3 separate regions of the Homo sapiens genome follow, and all the other regions are linked to region 3. The links are chromatin contacts, found by Hi-C or POLR2A ChIA-PET in ENCODE. All regions are on one chromosome and are shown on one strand. Each heading gives the region's core, a stretch centred on a gene start or an enhancer-like site at or near the end of the contact. The rest is flanking DNA. Distances are from core to core; before and after follow the strand shown.

Region 1 (4,679 bases), core at 1,707-4,206, 110 kb after region 3:
CATTGGACAGCACTGGTCTAGCACAAGTCCTAAGTGGGTAGTGTCTAGCGCTTCACTGTGCCATATGGTAGCAACTAGTCTCATGTGATAATTATATTTAAATGCAAATTATTTAAAGATGATACTTCTAAAATTCAGTTCCTCAGTTGTGCTAGTCACATTTCAAGTGCTATTGCTGTATGGCTGGGAGCTACCAGACTGGACAACACAGATAGAGAAGCCTCATAGCATCCCAGAAAGTTGCATTGAAATGTGCTGATCAAGGGCAGGAGTTCAAGACCAGCCTGGTCAACATGGTGAAAACCTGTCTCTACTAAAAATACAAACATGAGCTGGGTGTGGTGGTGTGCACCTGTAATCATAGCTACTTGGGAGGCTGAGGCAGGAGAATCGCTTGAACCCAGGAGGTGGAGATTGCAGTGAGCCGAGATTGCGCCACTGCTCTCCAGCCTGGAGACAGAGTGAGACTCCATCTCAACAAATAAAAACAAAAAAGGAAAAGTGCTGGTCCAGCACATCACTAAGCAAGCATTAAAATTGAGAATGCCTAGTCTGGGCGCAGTGGCTCATGCCTTTAATCCCAGCACTTTGGGATGCCGAGGCGGGTGGATCACGAGGTCAGGAGTTCGAGACCAGCCTGGCCAATATGGTGAAACTCCGTCTCTACTAAAAATACAAACAATTAGCCGCGCGTGGTGGTAGGTGCCTGTAATCCCAGGTATTCAGGAGGCTGAGGCAGGGGAATCGCTTGAACCCGGGAAGTGGAGGTTGCAGTGAGCCAAGATCTTGCCATTGTACTCCAGCCAGGGTGACAGTGTGAGACTACATCTCAAAAAAAAAAAAAAAAAAAAATCCCTGAGAATTCCTCAATTCCTCTCTGCTAAGCCATTGTCCATGGAGACTGTAATGAAATGCCATGAAAATAAAAGTGTCATATTAAAGGTAAAACTGTGCAAATAGTGATAACGCATAGTTGGCAATGATAGTTATTAAACCAGGTGTTCGTCCTTGGAAAGTCTAATCTCTAAGCACTGCTCAGAATATAGCTTCAGAGATGGTATTTATCCATTGGGGTGACCACTTAATTTTGAGGGACAGAAAAGATGCAAATTAGGCAGATAAAACTGGAAACACATATAGCATTTTAATAAGTTGTAGTGAACAAGAGCTTCCATTTTGGCTCTAATCTCTTTGAAGGGGCTTGGAAGTTAGACGACAAAGCAAGGCCTGTGGTCCCCCAGCCAGACAATGCCAGTGTTCCTTCCTCTGTGCCCTGCTGCCTGGAGGTTAAGAGAGTAGTGACAACGGTATGTTTGTTTAGAGGATTGGGGGCTGCACGGTGGGGAAGTCACAGATTTTAAAGTAAGCACTTAAGGGGAAATTTCTATAAAGCCAAGTGTCAAAATTATTCCTAAACCTAAACCCTCAGAATCAGAAACCAAAATTAACGTCATCAGCTTCTCTTTGCTTTTGGCTGTGACCTTTTTGTACCCCAGCGCCATAGAAGGCCCAGGTGTCATCAGAAGAATAAGAAAAGTAGATAATAGGAGTTAAAAAAAAGAACTGGAGTCTTATTTTCTTTCTTCGGCACACTCTCCTTTTCGTGGTGGGAATGGGGGTGTGTGTCCGAACATGTTTATTTAAATGTACATTTGGGCCAGGCACGGTGGCTCACGCCTGTAATCCCAGCACTTTGGGAGGCCGAGGTGGGTGGATCAGGAGGTCAGGAGATCGAGACCATCCTGGCTAACACAGTGAAACCCCATCTCTACTAAAAATACAAAAAATTAACCAGGTGTGGTGGCAGGTGCCTGTAGACCCAGCTACTCGAGAAGCTGAGGCAGGAGAATCCCTTGAACCCAGGAGGCAGAGGTTGCAGTGAGCAGAGATCGCGCCACTGCACTCCAGCCTGGGCGACGGAGCAAGACTCCAGCCTGACTGACGGAGTGAGACTCCATCTCAAAAAAAAAAAAAAGTACATTTGATGGAACCACTCCGTCGTTTGGTTATGTTTATTGTGTTTGTCTAGAAGTGAAGGTTATCAGGGAAATTATCCCTTCTTGAATGCCTGCATGTTATTATTCTCTCCAGTGTTCAGAGGAGGAAACTGAGTCTTCTAATGATAAAGTTCGTTGTCCAGCGTCACCAGCTGGTTAGTAGCTAAACCAGGATTTAAACCCAGGTTTTCCCTGAAGCCGAGCTCTGTTTTACACCAAAATAGCTCTTCTGGGCACCAAGGCAGGCACAACGGAGTTCCCTGCTGCCAGCATTAATGTGGGTATAAATGAGTTAACACTGAACACTGCTTCTGGGGCATGCGATGTAGCCGATTAGATTCTCCGCGGACTCTGAGTCCAGAGGCTAGGAGTCTTTGTTTTGTCACTGATAAATGATCTGCGGGCTCTTAATCCTGATTCTATATTCCTCATTTGTAAAGCTGTTGGCATATTTGCACTGAGCAGATCGCTCTCTCTGCCAGCTTAGCTTCACGTGGCAATTTGGGATTTTTTTTTTTCTTTAAGATTTTATAACGCCGAGAGTAAAATGGGAATGTTTTCATAAATGCTTAAGCATCTTTAGTGAAGCTAATTTATAGAATTTAAATGTTCCTCTCCGGCAGTTTTAAACTCAAATTTCTCAGCGGTGGTTGGGGGGTTGGGGCCAAGAAACAGGAAACTGCTCTGTTTCACTGTTCATACTCAACAATAAAAAATTAAACGGCCTAAAAAGTGCAAGCTAGAGAGAATTTTTTTCAGACGTACCCTCCTCTGAATTGGAGTGATGGTGATAAAGGCAAAAATGGGATTCTTCTCTTTTCCGGGTCCCCCGGCCCTCCTTGGCAGGGGCCTGGCGGCCACACCTTAAATTTCTGGGGTGACTCAGCCCCTGTGGCACAGTGCTAGGCATGACACCCAGCACCTTACTCAAGTCACCTTTGCCAGCGGCTTGCCTCCCAGCCCCTCCCTTGGGAGCATGCTTTGGCAATGGCGTGACTGGGTGATGAAGAACCTAAACTGGATTGTGCAACCTTGCGAGGTTGTGTAACCACCACGGCTGCACTTATTGCACAGTCGGCTAGAGAGCTTAGCGCACAGCCAGAGTCTGCAGTGAGGTTCCCATGGTAAGATTTTTTTGGGAGCCACTTTCTGCTTCTATTTTACATCCCGTCCTTGTTTTAGCACCTGTTTTTGTTGCCAGAAGATGAGATGGCATGAAGTCTGTCTTCCTCTCTCTTCTTATATGGAACCAGGTGGTGTATACATAAGTAGATATTTAATATATCAAAAGGGGAGGCCTTTCTCCTCACTTCTCGTTTATGGCTTTGGGAGTTCAAAAGCCTCCTTTTTTCTCTCAGCCCTAACCAAACACAAAAGATACTCAATTTTCTCTCTGGATGTGCTGATTCAGCTTTTTTTTTTTTTTTTTTTTTTTAACTGTGCATAGTGGACACCCTCCTAGCCTTCAGCTCAAGAGATTGCGGACTGTATAATAATAGAAGTAATATGGCCGGACTCGGTGGTTCACGCCTGTAATCCCAGCACTTTGGGAGGCCGAGGTGGGCAGATCACGAGGTCAGGAGATTGAGATCATCCTGGCTATCACGGTGAAACCCCGTCTCTACTAAAAAAATACAAAACCATTAGCCGGGCATGGTGGCGGGCGCCTGTAGTCCCAGCTACTCAGGAGGCTGAAGCAGGAGAATCACTCAAACCCAGGAGGCGGAGGTTGCAGTGAGCTTAGATCGTGCCACTGCACTCCAGCCTGGGCGACAGAGTGAGGCTCCACCTCAAAAAATAATAATAATAATAATAGAAGTAATAATGGAAGTAATATAACAGCTAACATTTAATAAGTGCTTATGCTGTGCCCAGTGCCATATAATAGATACCTATCCCTTAATTCTCACAATCCTGAGATAAGTGTTATAATCATCTTCCCATTTTACTGGTGAGAAAACTGAGGCTCAGAAAGATTCTGTAATTTATCCAAGGCCACACTGTTTGTAAGTGGCATGACAAGGCGAGCACCCTGGTCCATGTCATGCGTATCTCACGTGTCTCGCTGAGCAGAAGCTCAGCTTTCCAGATTGCCTATGGTGGAAAGGAAAGACATTCCTTAGGCTAGCCTCTAGGCTAACAAGGTTTATCTCATTACATTAAATAACCGTATACTTGAAAATCATTCTTAGTCCAGGATAAGGTAGGCTACACTGCAGCAATCAACCCAAAGTATTAGTGGCTTAGCATAGCAAAGGTTTATTGCGGACTCTTGCAAAATCTAATGTGAAAGTCCAGGCTGGATGGAAGGGCATGTGTTGATGTTTCAGCTGATGGTCCCAGCTGAGTCCAGCCTCAGAGTTGTCCCGTCCCAGACCCCAGGCATATGAGGGAAGAAGTTTCCAGGCAATTTCTTTTTCTTTATTTTTTTTCTTTTGAGATGGAGTTTCACTCTTGTTGCCCAGGCTGGAGTGCAGTGGTGTGATTTCAGCTCACTGCAACCTCCACCTCCTGGGTTCAAGTGATTCTCCTGCTTCAGTCTCCCGAGTAGCTGGCATTACAGGCGTGCGCCACCATGCCTGGCTAATTTTTTGTATTTTTAGCAGAGACGGGGTTTCATCATGTTGGCCAGGTTGGTCTTGAACTCCTGACCTCAGATAATCCACCTGCTTCGGCCTCCCA
Region 2 (4,287 bases), core at 1,009-3,508, 86 kb after region 3:
AATGAAAGGGCATCAGAATGAATAGAAGATAATTCCCTTGGACATGAGATGCAATGAAGTCAAGACCCATATTTTATCTCTGCTGGAGGCAGTCTTATTTGTTAGTAAAGTGCTAGGATAATAAACCATTGTTCTCCTTGCCAAGAACGTCAAAACAAATACAAGCTTCTTTGCTCAGTGCTAAAAATGTCTGAGCCTTTGGAGAACAGCTGGGCAGAAAGCGATCTTGTTCAATTTCAGCACATTTTTTCCCAAGTATTAGGCTGTCCGAACTCAGCCCACATCAAATCATCCCAGGCACCCAGTGCTGGGACAGACCTGTCATGAAAACACAGCCTATCAAACTTGAGCGAGTGGAACGCACAATAAAACCACTTTAAACTTGTCCAACTCTCTGTCTGAAGGAGCAAGGACTTTGAAGCACAAAAAAGCTACTTTAAACAGATAATTCCTTTGAGGTGCTTTTTTCATAAATATAAAAAAAAATGTTGCTGTGCTTGCAAAATTCTGTATATTGATAAGGCTCTGGGAGCATTAGAAATGATTTATGATCTCCTGGCTACCAATATCACTGTTGCCTAAGGGACAGCTTCTCCTAAGAATTTGCAAAATTGTTCTCCATGCTATCAAGTCAGCTCTCATTAAAGTATGTCTCATTTGTGGCTTGTGATTTGTATTAATTTGGAGGTATGTCATTTAGGATGTTTGGGGATTCAAGTAACTAAAAATTAAAAATGAATTCAACTGGCTTAAACAATAAGAACACTTCTTTTATCAAATAACAAGAATCCCAGAAGTAAAGTAGTCCAAGGTGGGTTAACCCAGTGACTCAAATGATGTCATCAAGGACCCAAGTTCTTTCTATCTTTCAGTTCTTCCATTCTCATGCTAAGTCCCCTCATGGGCCTAAGGTGGCTGCCACAGTCCCGCGCATCACAGCCAGATCTAAAAGTATCTAAAAGAAGAAGGAGTGTTCCTATGAGTTTCTTTTCATCACTGAGAATAAAAAAATCTTTGCAAAAGGCCTATCAGCAGACTGTCTATCGAGTTTTAGTGGCTAGAATTGTATCACATGCTTATGTCTAAGCCACTAACTAGACAGCAAATAGGATCACAATGCACCTATTAGACTAATTTACATCTAAACACAGGGATGGGGGTTATCTATGACTGATAAGATGATGGAGCAGACACCCAAGTAAATGTGTGGTACGGTCAACTTAGAAGAAAAGAGAATAGGCTGTTAGGTAGGCAAGCATCTGTGTCTGCTATAATTGACATGAAAGGTAAAATAAGTTTGGTCTAATTGAATTTTTTGGCTTAACTATGGTATGTATATATTTAAAAAAACCTTCTTACTTTCATTTTTTAATAGGCAGAATGTTGTTCTGCTGCCCAGACTGGGGTTCAGTAGTGTGATAATAGCTCACTGCAACCTTGAACTCCTTCAAGAGATCCTCCTGCCTCAGCCTCCTGAGTAGCTGGGACTTCAGGCATGCACCACCATGCCTGGCTAATTTGTTTTTATTTTTATTTTTGTAGAACGGGGTCTCATTATGTTGCCCAGGCTGGTCTCAAACTCCTGGGCTCAAGTGATCCTCCCACCTCAGCCTCCCAAAGTGTTGCAATTACAAGTGTGAGCCACCATGCTAAGCCAAAACCCTTTTAGATTCTGGCTCTGGCTGTTAAAAATTATTCTATATTAGTTCACTTCCCCCCTACTACTTAAACTGGAATGACACCTTTGGTGTGTCTATACCTAATGACACTCACCTTTCCCCACCCTTTGAAACTCCTCTTTTATTTCCATCCTCAGGATCTTAGGAGTAAGCCTCCTTCACCTGTGTTTGTGCAATGCTGTCTTCCTAGCCACAGATGATTGGAGCTGAGGTGTACAGCGGAACTTAGCTAAACCAATCAGCTTCTTTCTCTGAGAATTTCAAATTGGGGGAAACTCTGGTTGCATCAGTCTCTTCATGCGCTTGGATCTATAACATAACCTCTAGAATTGTGGGGCAGCAATTTTTCTGCCATTTGGGACAAGAAGCAAAAACTAGTGTAAGGGAAAGTAAAAATGAAAAAGATATACAGTGAGTAGTTTCTACAAGTTTTGGCTCCATAAGGCACTTTGAACTACCCCTTCACCACACACAGGCACGTGTACACACACACCTCAAAATGCATATGCAAGCCAGCTTGAGGCAGCTTATGTTACTTGCAACCAAACAGTCCTAACCAAAAAGGAACACAGTGTCCCTTTTCAGAGATGATTGAGGATCTTGCAGAATGCTAGGGTCATCCTGAAGAACTGCCAGTTCTCATTTCCTTTGTGCATAGAAAACTGAAGACAATGAGTCATACCTGTCATAAATTCACCCCAGACCTTGCTACAGACGTTGCCTTTGTTTGATTTAAATCTTCACTATTGGTTTGGTTTCTAATACTTTTTACTCTTTTTTCTAAAAGTATTCAACAAAACACTCAACAGTAACAACAACAAATAACTGTGTATTATGTGAATGGGAGGTGTTATGTTGTGTCTTGGAGAGGCAGGGAATGGGACTAATATCTATTGAGTTCCAACAATTTGCTTTGCATGTATTGTTTACTTTTATCCTTATCACACACTACCTACTAGTAATAACAAAACGAGGCCATGCCTGGTGGCTCATGCCTGTAATCCCAGCGCTTTGGGAGGCCGAGGTGGGTGGATCACTTGAGATCAGGAGTTTGAGACCAGCCTGGCCAACATGGTGAAACCCGGTCTCTACAAAAAATAAAAAATTAGCTGGGCGTGGTGGTGGGAACCTATAATCCTAGCTTCTTGGGAGGCTGTGGCAGGAGAATCACTTGAACCCGGGAGGTGGAGGTTCCAGTAAGCCGAGATCGTGCCACTGCACTCCAGCCTGGGAAACATAGTGTGACTCCATCTCAAAAAAAAATATGTGTGTATATGTGTGTGTGTGTGTGTGTGTGTGTGTGTGTATTTATAACAAAACCATTTTACTAGTGTGGAAGCTGAGTCTCAGAGAAGTACATTGATTTTGTTAAAGTCACACAGCTAGAAAGCCATGGAAGATTTTAAGCCCAGGCTCCAGAGAATCAAAGTTGATGATGTTTTCACTATTCCACGTTGTTAAACAGAAAAAAAAAAAGTGCTTTGATTAACCATCCTGTTAGGTAGACTCTGATTAACTGACATCTGACTCTGGCTATTTTTATTCTCACAATATAGGATATTCTCTACCATCAGGGAGAGAAACAGAGACAGGGAGAATGACCTTGTAGCACCAGATCTATTACGGATATTTCTGCATTTTTAAAATTTCTAAATTAAGCACTGCTACCTCTGGTAAAAACAGAGGATAACATTTTTTAACATGTGGAACAAACAAACGCCAGGGAAGATTAAATGAGGGGCACAAGATCCTTAGAGACAGAAGCACTTTGTAGCCATCCCTTCTCGCTGTCTTAGTAGGTGTACATTCTCAAGCTGTTGATTTTTCTTGACTAATTAAAGATGATTGGAGTTTTAGAGTTTGGCTTTATTTTTGTTTTTCTCCATCTTTCACATATCCCAACTCACACACTGTCTGCTGCTGCCAATTAGCAAGAACGTGGGAGAAGAGTTAGTCCTGGCTATAACCAGGCTGGATACAAACCTGTCACAATGAGATTAGGGATATTCAGGCAAAAGCATTTACCTTAATGTGTTTCGTTCCTAGCAAAACAATCATGCAAATGTTTTAAGTCAAACTTTCCAAAACAGACACAGTCATGCAAAGCTGTCCATGTGAAACAGGTTGCCAGTCAGAACCACCATTTTTATCTTCCACTGCTGTTCTGTAGGCCAGTTAACTCTTCTCTACCCATAGAATGTCTTCTTTGTTTTTAGATGTTTAAAAAAACCACCCAGTTGAATTGTTACATTACAAAAAAAGGTTACACTTTTGTTTTTAATACATTCCAACATTACAGGAATGAAATGCAGAAATGGAAATTTGGATTTGAGTTTTTCATACTGTCAGTAGCCCTTCCTGTAAACCTTGCCAATATCAAGAAGGTCTTAAAAAGTGTAAACTACAGGAAAACTGCAATTAGTCAAAATGCCCTGGGTATGGGAGATTCCAGGTTATCTCAGAGTTAACCAGAAAATCCTTTTCACTTCAACCCTTGCCATTGAAAGTCTCTGAAAAGCGTGAGTTGAGTTTCCTGCCTTAAAAAGCACAGTTTACTCTAAATGCAATTTAATGTTTGCCTGATAGTTGAGGGTCAGGGTGGACCTCA
Region 3 (4,897 bases), core at 2,338-4,837:
TCCAGGTTACATTCCAGGCTCACTATTGTCATACTCTTGAGTGATAGTAAAGAATAAAACAGCACTGACCTGCTTGATTAAGATCTCTACCGCATCGATATACTGATCACCAGGGTATTCAGGTGCCCAGTAAGCCTTGTGCATGGGAAGCCTCTTGACTCAAACGAATGGTGACTGGGAAACTGAGGTGGAAGGCCACTAAAGGTGGCAGTTTGTATCTGGCCTCTTAACAGTGTTCACCATGAAACATTCTCAAATGCCTTCCCTGATATGTTAGCCTGAGGCATCAGAGGAACCGTCAGGTGCCTTGTGGGGCTATCAGTGTGTGACAGGCAGCAACATGGGGGTGGGAGGTGTAGTAAGAGTAGGTGTGTGTGTGCAACACCAGAGGGAAATATAGGCATATCAGGAAGAATAATGACTTGGCACCCCTCCAAACTGCTATTGTTTAGATATTAGGTCAACATTTATTTAGAGAAGATGGAGGCAGGTGTGGGGTAGGGAGCTGGAGTCTGTGTCCCCACCTGCTTACCACACTCACAGAAATAAAAGCCCGGGCCCTCTTTTTAGAAGACCATTTAGGGACCATCTGTTGTTATTCCAGCCTAACCTTTTTGGGGTCTCACCCTATCCACTTCCAAATGGCTTTCAAATTATTTCTTCCAATCCCATACAATTACCTCCCTGAAAGGAGTTCTTGGAAGTGCAGTTTTGTCCATCTCATTAGTGAGGTTTTTGCAGCACTGCAACCCCCTCCCCCAACAAACTGGTCATATGTTGTGTGTGTGGTGATCAGGCTGGTGATTTAGTGAGGAGCCCACTCCTCATCTAGAAAGTATGCGTGACACCCAGATCACAACACTCCCCATGTGGTCACCGGCTGTCTCGTACAGAGTTCATGAACTTCCAAGTAAGAAGAGACACAAGAGTGGTATTTTCTTAGGAGATTATTAGACCCACCAGAAGGTAACAAGAGCATTTAGCAATGATAAAGAATAAATATCCCCACTTACTGGGGCAGCTCTCTTTCCTGTCTCTTCCTCATCCCTTTCCTCAGCTTCCTCCTACTCCTCTCCCAGAAATAAAGGAGCTTCATCTAGAAGAGCTCATGGACAACAAACATGCCTGGAAAAAGCTATTGCCTGATTGGCTCCCAGTTTTCATTGTGATGTTTCACACCTATCAAGTGACTTTGTTTTTAGAAATGCACAACCAAAGTATGGCCTTGAATTGGATCAACCCACCATCTCACTTCACAATACTCAGCCTAACATGACAAAACCACCAAGACAACCAGTTAATTTAACTGGAAAAAAAATCAGTTCAGCCAGTTGTTTGGCAGAGGTTAAGTAGAACTGTGTTGATTGAATTATGCATTTTAAAAGGAGGTTGCATAGGTACAGCTGAAGTGAAATCCTTTTGTGACCTTGAACTTGGATTTTTATATCAACATCAAAGATTTATTAATGAAGGCTCAAGATTTCCAATAAAAACTTTTCCAATTAAATGTTTCCAGTTGTCTTCCTTTCCCAGGTGAAGTGGCCAACTTCACTAAGCCCAGTGGCTGCCTTTTGCCCAAGCTCTCTATTCTTGAAATAGAGGTAAGTTGTCTTTGAGTGAATAATGGGAGGCATTCTAGATCAGAATGCCTGGGTCTGGCATTTACTAAGTCATTTTAAACCAGTAACTTATATGCCCTTTGCCTCCATTTCCTCATCTCCAAAATAGAACTTGCCACACTGGGTTGATAAGAGGATCAAATAAGATAATGGGTGAAAAGTGCTTAAAACCGTACCTGGCAAATAGTAAGTTATCAAGAAATGAAATAGTTATCAATATTAGCATCATTATCATAACTTGATTGGTGTAGTAATAAAACAGGTTATTGGATAGGAAATTTGGTGGTATCCAACCCCATTTTTAGAAATCTTCCTGAAAGAAATATGACATAGGTACAAAGCTTTTTGCATAAGAATGATCATGTAGCATTGCTTTTAAGGGCAAAAAATGTGGTAATGACGTCAGTATTCATTAATAGGGGACGGGCTAAGTGTCTGAGGATCTGTCCTTGTAGAAGAACACTCTCCAGAAAATCAAGGTTAGGTTTGTCTCTGCTGACTCAGCCCAGCAAACAGTGCTTCCGAAAATCACTGAGGCCTCCAAGTTCAGATTGGCAATCACAACTTTCCTTCCTGCAATCACAGAACATTCTCTGGGAAGCTAATCAGGATGACTTATCTTTAACTGGGAAGAGTGGATTTGTGTCACTCCAGCCAAACTCTGAAGAGGCACAAGCCCTAATGAGGAAGAGATCAAGGAACATTGTTGAACGATACCCTGGTTCTCAGTATAATCCCATCTCACGACTGTGACCTTCAAGTCATAGGGCCAGTAGAGTAGGTCAAATGAGTTAAAACCCTAACTTTTGGACTTTGATAACCTTCCTTAGAGCTCTCTACTGTGAGAAGAAAAGGTCATCTGCTAGGCCATGTTCAAGCAAAGAAAAGTGGGATTTTTCCCATCTCTCATGATTCCCCAATCCCAATCCTTTAGGGTTTACCTATTCATGTTAACCAAAAACACTGAGTTGGAAGTGGAGCCAAGCCCCTTACCACTTTACCACTCCCTAACCTCATTCCTGTTATGTCTGATTTCTACCAAACAGGAGCATTAACCGAGATCCCTTTCCCCAAAACAAAAGCTTTGCCCATTTGAGGCTCTTGTTTTGTTTGGGCCCTTCTTGCTATCCTTCTCTTGTTCTGTGCTTCGTTTTCTCTGGGCCCCATTCATTCCAGTTTCACGAGAGAAGAGGAGAAAGTACAGACCACAAGAAGGAAAAGCATTGTAATTCTGGTTGCTTTTTTACCCACAGTCGACGACTCCTATTGTAGCAGCCGCATCACGTGTATCATTGAGCGCTCCATCGTGCCCTTGACCCTTCCTAGTCCCGGCTCCTTGTCTTGGAGCAACAAAATGAAAAAGCTGAAGGCCAGGCGTGGTGGCTCACGCCTCTAATTCCAACACTTTGGGAGGCTGAGGTGGGTGAATCACTTGAGGCCAGGGGTTGGAGACCAGCCTGGCCAACATGGTGAAACCCCGTCTGTACTAAAAATACAAAAATTAGCTGGGCATGGTGGTTTATGCCTGTAATCCCAGCTACTCGGTAGGTGGAGGCATGAGAATCGCGTGAACCCGGGAGGCGGAGGTTGCAGTGAGCTGAGATCGCGCCACTGCCCCCTCCAGCCTTGGGGACAGAGTGAGACTCTGTCTCAAAAAAAAAAAAAAAAAAAGCTGAGGCGAACGCCTCTGCGCCCCCTAGAGGTTGGAGAGTGCAACCAACAATGAGTGTGAACACATGGAAAAGCTCAGTGCCAGCCTCCAAGCTGTTAGCAATGAAGAGGGAGCTTGTGGGGCAGGCTGATCCAAGTCCCAACCGCCCTGAAGGGAGATTATAATCCCCAGTTCCTCCTCAAGAACTTCTCCATTGTAAGGCAAATCCCACTTTTCTTCTTGCTCCCATATTGGCACCTAGATATCAAGGGAGGCAAAACCAAATCCTTGGCGTCTCAGCTCTGCTTTTGTAAACCAATTTCCCCACTAATAAGAATCGGAGATTGTGTTTCCCCGTGCAGTGCCAGACCAGGCCAGCAGGGGTCTAACATTAGTTGCTTTTAACCTACAATGACTGGCTCTCCACCGTAGTGGCTGAGTGAGTGAACTTGAAGTGAAGAGCTAATAGCCATGACTGGAGAAAACAGGTATAAATAGTGCATCCATTTTTGTAGTAAGACTAAAAACAGTCCAACCCACAGGATATCGATTTTCCTTATCCACAATGAAGTGCTTGGTTTAATACACTTTTCCTGTTTACTCTGAAAATGCATTCATAAAGAGAGCTATCTTAATCCAGGATCTTGGACCATCCAGATTTCTGTCTGAAACAGTTCACTAATTGCTGTTTGGTCTCTAAAGAGGATGCCATGAGGACTAAAGATTATATAATAAAAAAGACAATGTCTCAAAAAGCAAATGTCTCCAACTTATAGATGTCATAGTTTTAAAAACAAACAAAAAAACACATGAGTTTAGTATTTCTGGATCATTCTTAAGGTTGGTATTTGAAACTGTAAGCTCAAATCTTTACATTGTCCTTGAATATATTTTCACTGTGGCTATTAATTACAACAATGATTAAATACCTAAAAAACTATTGTACTTTCCAGTTTTCAGTCTTTTTACATACATTATCTCATGTGGTCCTTTAATACAAGAAAAAAATTAGTCTCATTTTATGGCCAATGAAATTGAGGCTCAGAGAGGTAAAGAATGTTGCCTGAGATCACACCACTAGTAGTAGCAGAGCTGGCAATTTTCCATGCCAAATGCAGCAATTAAAGTCCATGGGCATTACAGGACATTTACATATACAAACATTTATATAATGCAACCTTATTATGAATGGTATTTTTTCAGCAACTAACCTGATTTTACTTATTAATATCTATTTATATCTTGTTGCTATGATAGAATAATCATACTATAATTTCTTTAAATTAACGGAATGCATGCTTTTGATGAAGTGCACATTCCTTCACATAGCCCTCCCTGTTCTATGTTTGGCTCTTTGATGAGATAGCAGGAAGTGGCAAGAATCCAATCTACCCAGATTCAAAAATTCTCCTTATCTTAAACAGGCCACTCTGTCAGAGAAAATGAAACTGTTTTAATCACATAACAACCTGAAGTGCTAGGTACTATTATTTTTCTAGATGAAAGAAGAGGCACAGAGAGGCCAGCTTGCCCAAGTGCAACAACTATAAAGTGCGGGGGCTGATTTCTACCCAGCTAGACTGACCCCTACCAGGGTCACAATCACTGTGGCACCAGGTGCAAAGAC

What was found. A loop is a pair of places that touch in the nucleus more often than their neighbours do. ChIA-PET counts read pairs that join two places held with the same protein, here RNA polymerase II (POLR2A). Pooled maps may share reads with other maps.
Region 1: a loop to region 3 is called in a map of PC-9, with 3 times the contacts of the local background. The contact joins two enhancer-like sites. A Hi-C loop is called at or near these places in 3 of 168 maps with a recorded cell type or tissue (PC-9, dorsolateral prefrontal cortex and posterior cingulate gyrus), 2 of 37 single-sample maps with no recorded cell type and 7 of 50 pooled maps. POLR2A ChIA-PET finds 5 or more read pairs at or near these places in 3 of 52 experiments (MCF 10A, OCI-LY7 and WTC11).
Region 2: a loop to region 3 is called in a map of posterior cingulate gyrus, with 2.2 times the contacts of the local background. The contact joins two enhancer-like sites. A Hi-C loop is called at or near these places in 5 of 168 maps with a recorded cell type or tissue (GM12878, dorsolateral prefrontal cortex, gastrocnemius medialis and 2 more), 1 of 37 single-sample maps with no recorded cell type and 7 of 50 pooled maps. POLR2A ChIA-PET finds 5 or more read pairs at or near these places in 2 of 52 experiments (MCF 10A and SK-N-SH).

The regions. Positions count from the first base shown.
Region 1 is chr11:35,924,940-35,929,618 of GRCh38, forward strand. No RefSeq gene overlaps it. Among named protein-coding and RNA genes, the nearest start is that of LDLRAD3, 17 kb to the right of the region's middle. Within about 2 kb of position 2,957, at least 6 of the 41 ENCODE cell types and tissues checked have a DNase peak (open chromatin) inside an H3K27ac peak, as active enhancers do.
Region 2 is chr11:35,905,958-35,910,244 of GRCh38, forward strand. No RefSeq gene overlaps it. Among named protein-coding and RNA genes, the nearest start is that of LDLRAD3, 36 kb to the right of the region's middle. Within about 2 kb of position 2,259, at least 8 of the 41 ENCODE cell types and tissues checked have a DNase peak (open chromatin) inside an H3K27ac peak, as active enhancers do.
Region 3 is chr11:35,818,649-35,823,545 of GRCh38, forward strand. No RefSeq gene overlaps it. Among named protein-coding and RNA genes, the nearest start is that of LDLRAD3, 120 kb to the right of the region's middle. Within about 2 kb of position 3,588, at least 24 of the 41 ENCODE cell types and tissues checked have a DNase peak (open chromatin) inside an H3K27ac peak, as active enhancers do.